2 separate regions of the Homo sapiens genome follow, and region 1 is linked to region 2. A link is an interaction called in ENCODE POLR2A ChIA-PET data of the cell type or tissue named here. Cell type or tissue: B cell. All regions are shown on one strand. Each heading gives the region's core, and the rest is flanking DNA. Links, peaks and the distances in the headings are about the cores only.

The links. Peaks named below come from ENCODE experiments on the same cell type or tissue, not always from the same donor. Only the 100,000 strongest peaks of a DNase experiment are listed, where the experiment ranks them.
Region 1: POLR2A ChIA-PET joins it to region 2 with 6 read pairs; 3 of 35 experiments call an interaction of 5 or more read pairs at or near these places.

Annotation. Positions count from the first base shown.
Region 1 is chr22:17,779,007-17,783,414 of GRCh38, reverse strand. It overlaps LINC00528 (long intergenic non-protein coding RNA 528), which reads right to left. Exons shown (of 1, transcript NR_103718.1): 1 at 3,934-4,408. Among named protein-coding and RNA genes, the nearest start is that of LINC00528, 3.9 kb to the right of the region's middle. RefSeq lists enhancers at 1,411-1,860, 1,222-2,235, 2,906-3,813, 4,081-4,130. In B cell, for the core only: no CTCF peak of the experiment used is centred there; a DNase peak (open chromatin) is centred at 1,684; H3K27ac peaks cover 1,026 bases.
Region 2 is chr22:17,154,236-17,158,595 of GRCh38, reverse strand. All of the region lies in intron 1 of HDHD5 (haloacid dehalogenase like hydrolase domain containing 5), which reads left to right. Among named protein-coding and RNA genes, the nearest start is that of HDHD5, 2.9 kb to the left of the region's middle. In B cell, for the core only: no CTCF peak of the experiment used is centred there; no DNase peak of the experiment used is centred there; H3K4me3 peaks cover 168 bases.

The sequences.
Region 1 (4,408 bases), core at 170-4,169, 620 kb before region 2:
ATAAACGTCATAGTTTTAGATGCATTTTCAGGTGCCAAAGAATTGCCCTTGGCTTTGAGAGCTGGACGGTGAGCTCAGCTGGGGCTGGGAGCCGGTGGCACCGTGTAGTACTGAAGCTTTCCCACACAGGGCCCAGGGGTGGCAGCGCCCCATCCAGGGAAGTCCCCTGGGTGGATCCGCCATTCAAAACTTTCCTGTCCTTTTCCTCCACGCCAGCGGAGATACAGGCTAAGACTCCCTAATGCAGGATTTCCTTTGAGCATCATGTCGGCAAAGATTCCAAAATCTGAAAAATTGAAACACCTCTGGTCCCAAGCATTCTAGATAAAGGGATACACACCCACCTGAAGGCCCCCCCCCCCCGCTTCTCCATCAGCACCTCTAAAGATGATCCCAAGAGCCTTCATCCCTCTCTCCAGGAAGATCTTTTACTGGAGGCCACATGCCTGTGAGAACCAAGCGCTAGACCAGGCGTCTGCCTGGCTGGCTGATGCCGGGTGCGGCTCTCCAAGCCTGTTTCTACCTTTGAACCAGGAAAAGAACATCCACTTCTCTGCCCCGTAAACAGATCCTAGACGCTGAGCACTTTGGGTTTTGTGGGGTGCTGGGCCATCCCTCTGTGGCTGCCTGAGTTGGTCCCATACAGGCATCTCTTCCCTGAAGGCTGACCCGGCCCTGCCCACGGCACGCCTGGGAGCGGCTCCTGCCCAGGCCTATGGCCGGAAACGCCACAGTGGCTCCTCTGGCTGGCATGAACTTCACGATGACACCTGGGTCTCAGTGCAGTTTGTAGGAAAGGAAGGATGCCACGGGGTCAGATCGTGTGTGGGGGAGATTTGGTACAGAAGCGAACACAGGAATGAAGATGGCAGAAACGTCACGTAAGGCGAGGCGTGTGTCTGCTGGCCTCTCGCCTATCGCAGGTCTGAACTGCGCACAGCATAAGGCTGCAGTGCTGAGACTCAGCCCCTCCCCGGGGGGCCACAGCCTGGGCCGTTCACTCTGCACGTGGCAGTCTTGGTTTCTGCACCTTTGAGCAGAATGCTAGACACAGTGGTGGTTTGCCCTCTGCTCAATATCCCTCTAACAAATCACCATGCAAAACATTCCAGCTGGGCACAGCCACCCCACGCCGGGACCCCCACACCGGGACCTCCACTCCCTTCCCTCTGCTGGGTGTGATTTGGCCAATATCCAAAGAGTTCACTTCAGAAAGGGCAGGGTGAGAGGAAGGATATCATGGGGGTCCCTGGGCTGGGCCAGCCCTGGGGCGGACGCCAGAGGGCCCAGCTCCCTCTGGGAAATCCTGCTCGCCCTGCCCCAGCACCCATTCTGAGCCACAGCCAGACTCTGGGAGGGCTGTGCTTGGAGTTTTCCAGCCCTTGGGCCTTAGGAGTTAGCCCTCTGAAAGTTGGTGGCGAGGGCTCACTAGCAGCTGAGGGTTGTTGGCATTAGATAGAGCAGTCCCAGGGAAAAGGCTGCTTGAAGCAATATGGGAAACCCCAGACTGGTCTTTCTGCAACAGCTGAGTCATGCCAGCCTCCCAGAGCTTCTGCAGGGTCACACCCACCCAGCAGCGGGGCTGGGGAATTCCTGGGGTCTACTTGCCTCCGCTCAGTGGGTGGGACTGGTCTTCACCATGGCCGTGATTTCACCATGGGGGTGAACATGATTTTCACCCCCCCAGGCTCTGGTCCTGCATCTCGCCATCTCTCCCCTCTCCTCTAGCAAGACTCTTGCCCTCACAACCCACCGGCCCTTCAAGGCCCAGCGCTTGGGGAAAGCACCTCCTAGGCAGGGAGCCACCCAGCCAGGCACCACCAGCCAGGCCCTTCTCTAGGCTGTCAGGGCAGAGCCCTGGGTCTAGGCAGAGAGGGGAGCTCTGTGGTCGGTGCTGACTTGGCCAGGAGCCACCAGCCCCGGTGCTGTGGCCCTTTGATGTTGGCTGAGAGCTCTGGGCCATCCCTGCAGCCCCAGTTCCTGGGGAACTAACTGCAGGGAGGGCTCTGTGCACCTGGCCTCCTGCCATGTGATGGTGTGTGTTCACTCTGTTTTTCCAACCCAGGTCTCGGGCAGGCGTTTATTGTCGGTTTCTGTCCCAGAGATGAGGGGAATGGGGTGGCCAGGAAGGAGGAAGCCTTCACTCCAGCAATCAGGCCCCCGCCAGTACTGGGGTGGGCTCCAGTTCAGGGGCTTAGGAGGCACCATGGAACGCATGGGCTTATTCCCAGGGGAGCAGAGGCCTTGTGCAGACCTCACCTCCTGCAGTGTGGGGGGATGAGATGCCTGGAGGGGCAGGAGGGAGAAATGGCCCACTTGGTAATAGCCATTACCGCGTGTCAGCCCTGGCCAGCAGGGGACAGGCCACCTCTGCCCCTGCCTCCCCAGCCCTGTCCTCAGGCCAGGAGGACACTGGCCCCTCCACCCCTCATTCCTTCTGCTTCTGAGAGCACCTGAGCTTCAGTGAGAGCACAGCAGCCCGGCCGGGGAATGAGCGGCACCTGGAGACAGCCCACCCTCAAGAAGAGCATGGAAGTGTCTGGGGCGGATGGTAGGGACAGGGGCTTCAGGACAGGGGAAGGCGGTGGGGGCAGCTGGCAGGGAGGGGGTGAAGTTCCAAGGGTGCACTGAGAAGGGGACTGGGGTGGAAGGGGAAAAGGGCAGTGCGTGGCAGCCCCTCTGCTCCTGTCTTTCTCCCCATGCCCCTCGGGAGCCGCCATCCAGCCCCCACTCTGAAGCACCTCCCACAGGGACCCCAGCCACCCCACTCACAGCACACACAGCTGCTAGGAGCCTCCCACCGCACTGCCGGGTAATCACAAGCCACGCTTCCTGAGCGCATGCTGGGTGCCTAAGACCTTGCGTTTCATGTATTCACAGCCCGCCTCTGAGGAATGTACTATCATCTCTTTGATGACAGGAAATTGGGGCCCAAGAAACTTGATCTGGGGCCTCAGGATGCGGGGAGCTGGAGGCCAGCTTTTCTGGGGGCAGCCCCTGGCCAGTTACAGCTCACGAAGCTCGTCAAGGATAGAGCTGAGAAAACAAACTCTGAAGGCTGAGCTCTTAACCACCAAGCTAGAGGCCTCCCGCCCTCCTCTTGACCTCTGCCCTGGGAGGCCTGCCCAGACCCCCGTGCCCACGCACCCTCTGCCCTCCAGATGCACAGATGCTTCTGGTCAGAACCGCACCCTGCTCTTCAGTGCACCAGTGTCCCTTGTAGAGTTCTGTGCCGTGGCTTCTATCCCAAGTCACTCGGGAGTAAGCTACGCGCACTGTCTCCCCATCTTCACCCAGGGATGTGAAGAGCTGGTGACCGCGGAGACGCTGGATGGGACAGCATCAATCTCGGCACTCTTGGGAGGAGAACCTCAGAGGAAAGCCGGGACCCCGTCAGACTGAGCTAGCAATACGCCAGGTCCGGAGCTCCCAGTCTGTTACTGCAGCGAGCCTGCAGAAAGAGTCCGCCATCAGGAAGGTGGTGGACTTCTTTCTCCAGGTGCCGCCACTACTGCTCTGGAGCCGTGGGAATGCTGCAGTCTCCTTCCACAGAGAACGTGCTCTCCAGGTGTGTGGAGTGCCTCAGCCGACAGCCTCGGGCTGCAGCCACAGAGGCCACGTGCTCCAGGCACTGAGCCAGTGGTATGGGGGGTCTGTCCCTTGTTCCTGCAACAGCATCCTTGGCCCTGAGCTGCTGTTGGTGTCGCAGCAGGGCCCTATCAGATCTGCTTCACAGCCGACCAGTTCTCTTCCTCCCTCTCTCCCCTCCCAGGGGTCCGATCCCCATTGTGATCTGAAGGCTGTCCCTGTCCAATCCCGCCCCTTCCTCTTGGGTGTCACCTCCCACCGAGCTTTGTCTCAGCATCTGCTTGCCGGAGGATGGAAACTGACACCTCTGTCCTCTGCTGAGTAATACCAAGACGAAACCCAAAGGACTTTTCTCTTTTGTTTTTTATTTTTATTTTAGAAACGGGGTCTCACTCTGTTGCCCAGGCTAGCCGTGCACTGACACGATCACAACTCACTGCAGCCTCCACCTCCCGGGGTCAAGCCATCCTCCCACCTCAGCCTCCTGAGGAGCTGGGACCACAGGCACACACAAACATGCCTGGCTAATTTTTTATCTTTCTTATTTTTTGTAGAGATGAACATCTCACTGAATTGCCCGGGCTGGTCTTGAACTCCTGGTGGCCCAGTCTGGTCTCGAACTCCCAAAGGACTTTTGAACAAAAACTCTCAAACTCATTGTTCACCATGGAAATGCAAAACCAAAATAGCACCGAGCTATCATTTTATACTATTAGACTGGCAAAGGTTTGGAGGCTAGATCCTGCCCAGTGTTGGTGGGGATGGAGCAGGGCGGCCTGCAAGCCCTGCTGTGGGATTAAAGTGTACCACTGGGGAGACC
Region 2 (4,360 bases), core at 91-4,090:
CGCGGTAGTGATGTGTGAGCCTCCCCGCAACTTCTGAGAAGGTGTGACCTTGTGTGGTCAGGAAGCCGAAGCTTGACGAGTTTTCAAGTACGTTTTCTCAGGTCCTGCAGCTGGGAGACGGCACAGGACACTAAACCAGGTTGGTCAGATCCACGGCTCTCACGCTCCCTTGGGCCGTTTTGCCTTTTCTGGAAAAAGGAATCACTTTGTCTTCTAAACGCACAAGTAATATTTTACATTAACATACGGATTTCACAGTAATCCTTGCATTTTTTTTTTTTAGACGGCATCTCTGTCACCAGGTTGGAGTGCAGTGGCGCAATCTCTGCTCACTGCAACCTCCGCCTCCCGGGTTCAAGCGATTCTTCTGTCTCAGCCTCCCGAGTAGCTGGGATTACAGGCACCCGCCACCACATCCGGCTAATTTTTGTATTTTTAGTAGAGACAGGGTTTCACCATGTTGGCCAGGCTGGTCTCGAACTTTTGACCTCAGATGATCCTCACATCTTGGCCTCCCAGAGTGGTGAGATTACAGGCATGAGCCAGTGCACCCGGCCAAATTACTTGCATGAAAAAAACACATAGTGCTTACTTTGTGCCAGGCACTATTCTAAGTACTTCACAGTTATTCGTATAATCTTTATAACAACTCCGAGGAAAGTACTATTATTAGTCTTCCCATTTTATAGATGGAGCAGAGGCACAGAGAGGTTAAGCAGCTTACCCAAGGGCACACAGCTGGTAAGTGGCAGAATCTGGAACTCAGGTAGTCTGGTGCCAGAGTCTAAGCTCTTAACAGCTGTATTATTTTTATGATTTTTAAATATGGAGCAGCTAAGGTTCAAAGCAGCTGAGTGACTTGGCCAGTGTCACATAGCTAGACGTGACCAAGGTGGAAGTTTGAAATTAGAATATGTTGATAAAAGGACTTACAAACTGTCAGGATATAAATATAAGGAAATATCGCCCTTATTTATAACTGTTGTATTGGCTCTAGCATCTCTGCAGAGTCCCGAAATGTCTCCAAGTGACTCTTCCGGTAGAGCAGAAAAAGAAGAATGCAGGATGACAGAGTTTGAGCACGAGCTTTAGAATTGAATCCTGTGCAGTCTGTTAGCGGCTTCACTTAAGGCAATTTACATAGCTTTCCAAGCTCAGTTTCCCCATCTATGTAATGGATCTATTACTTGTAATCCCAGCTACTCGGGAGGCTGAGGCAGGAGAAGCCCTTGAACCTGGGAGGGAGGTTGCGGTGAGCGGAGATCGGGCCATTGCACTCCAGCCCGGGCAACAGATCCTGACTCTTATCAAAAAAAAAAAAAAAGAAAATTAACCTTAGTTTAACTTTCTTGCTTTACCAAGTTTTTAATTTTTAAAATTTTTTACTCTTTTGTAATAGCACTTAGTTTAAAACACAACACATTGTACAGCTGTACTAAATATATCTTCATTTATATCATTGTTCCATAGCTTTTTTCTTTTGTGTGTGTGTGTGTGTGTGTGTGTGTGTATGTGTGTGAGACGGTGTCTAGCTCTGTTGCCCGGGCTGGAGTGCAGTGGCGCCATCTCGGTCCACTGCAACCTCTGCCTCCCAGGTTCAAGTGATTCGCCTGCCTCAGCCTCCCAAGTACGTGGGATTACAGGCGCCTGCCACCACGCCCAGCTAATTTTTGTATTTTTAGTAGAGACGGGGTTTCACTGTGTTGGCCAGGCTGGTCTCGAACTCCTGACCTCATGATCCGCCTGCCTTGGTTTCCCAAAGTATTGGGATTAGAAGCATGAGCCACCGTGCCCAGCCAGCTTTTTTTTTTTTTTTGAGACGGAGTCTCGCTCGCTCTGTTGCCCAGGCTGGAGTGGAGTGGCGTGGTCTCGGCTCACTGCAAGCTCTGCCTCCTGGGTTCACATCATTCTCCTGCCTCAGCCTCCGGAGTAACTGGGAGTATAGGTGCCTGCCACCACGCCTGGCTAATTTTTTGGATTTTTAGTAGAGATGGGGTTTCACTGTGTTAGCCAAGATGGTCTCGATCTCCTAACCTCGTGATCTGCCCTCCTTGGCCTTGCAACATGCTGGGATTACAGGCAGCTTTTTTCTATTAAAAAAAATTACAGGTGTGCACCACCACGCCCGGCTAATTTTTTGTATCTTTGGTAGAGATGGGGTTTCACCATGTTGGCCAGACTGGTCTCGAACTCCTGACCTCATGATACGCCCGCCTTGGCCTCCCAGAGTGCTGGGATTACAGGCGTGAGCCACAGTGCCCTACCTTAAAAAAAATTTTTTTTTTTAACTTTTGTTAAAAATGAAGACACAAACACCTACTAGCCCAGGCCTACATAAGGTCGGGTCAGGTAATTGATATCACTGTCTTCTGCCTTCACACCATGTCCCATTAGAAGGTCTTTAGGGGGCAGTCATATGCATGGAACTGTCATCTGCGATAACAGTGCTTTCTTCTGGATATCTTCTGAAGGACCTCTCTGAGGCTCTTGAGGTGTCACTCTTATCAGAAATATGTCCATTGTGGTTTGCTTGGTTTCTTTTTTTTTGTCATAGGTTTGCTTGTAAACAGATAATGTACCATAAACATTCTTCTCTAGTAATGAAAACCTTTTGGCGTTGGAGTTCATGTTTCAGACTTTTTAAGGAACTTGAGGTCTGTAAAAGCTGCTGAACCCTTCACTGTGAATTTTCTTGGATGTTCTTTTCTTTCTGTGGCTACCTTTTCTCTTGCCTCTTCTTCAGCTATGAGTTCCTGTTCCATTATAATCTTAAGGGACCATTGTATATGCAGTGTGTCATTGACTGAAACATCGTTATGGTGCGTGACTGTATTACCATCTTGCATTAGTGTGGTACATTTGTTATAATTGATGTACACCTTCACTTTTTATGGTACTGGGTGCCTGGTTCTCTGTGTACATCCTGAAGGTTGGGGAGGGGTTGGAGTGATGGGTGAGGGAGCCTTATGGATATTGCTCAATTTTCCTGAAAACTTTGCTGTTCTAAGTAGCAGGGGCTATGGATTCTTATTTTTAAGAAAGCAGATCTTGGGCCGGGCGCGGTGGGTCATGCCTGTAATCCCAGCACTTTGGGAGGCCGCGACGGGCGGATCACGAGGTCAGGAGTTTGAGACCAGCCTGGCCAATATGGTGAAACCCCGTCTCTACTAAAAATATAAAAAATAAGCCAGGTGTGTTGGCGCGCGTCTGTAGTCCCAGCTACTTGGGAGGCTGAGGCAGGAGAATCACTTGAACCCAGGAGGCAGAGGTTGTAGTGAGTCGAGATTGCACCACTGCACTCCAGCCTGGGTGACAGTGAGACTCCGTCTCAAAAAAAACCAACCAAACAAAAAAAAAAAAAAAAGGAAAGCAAATCTTGTGACTGTTTAGGCAATGACCGTTAAAACTATGTATGGTAAATTTTGCAACCATTGTACAAATGAGCTGTTTTTTAACTATGTAAGTTTTCAAAAATTCAAAAATGGGGAATAATATGAACCCCTGTGCCCATCTCCCAGATTGAGCAATGATTAACATTTTTCAACACCTGCTTTGCTTATCTCCCTCCTCCTTTTTTTGTGGCTCTAAGATTTTAAAGTAAATCTCTGATTTCTTGTCATTTCAAACCTAAATTCTTCTGTGTGTACCTCTAAGAAAAATAAGGACATTCTGGCTGGGTGCCATGGCTCACACCTGTAATCTGAGCACTTTGGGAGTTGGAAGGATTACTTGAGCCCAGGAGTTCCAGACCAGCCTGGGCAACATAGGGAGACCCTGTCTCTACAAAAGAAAAAAAAAAAAAAATTAGCCAGGCATGTGGTGGCACATACTTGTAGTCCCAGCTACTTGGGAAGCTGAAGCAGGAGGATCCTTTGAGCTCAGGAGGTTGAGGTTGCAGTGAGCTGAGATGACACTAGTGCACCCAGCCTTGGTGACAGAGTGCGACCCTGTCTTGTCTCAACCAAAAAAAAAAAAAAAAGAAAATAAGGACATTCTGAACATAACCACGATGCCAGTATCATACCTAACAACATTAGTAATTCCTTAATATCACTTAAAATCTAGGCCTTTTAAAAATTTATTTATTTATTTTTTGTTTTTATTTATTTATTTTTTGAGATGGAGTTTCCCTCTTGTTGCCCAGGCTGGAGTGCAACGATGTGATCTTGGCTTACTGCAAACACCATCTCCCGAGTTCAAGCAATTCTGCCTCAGCCTTCCGAGTAGCTGGGATTACAGGCATGTGCCACCACGCCCAGCTAATTTTGTATTTTTAATAGAGACAGGGTTTCTCCGTGTTGGTCAGGCTGGTCTCGAACTCCCAACCTCAGGCGATCTGCCCACCTCGGCCTGCCAAAGT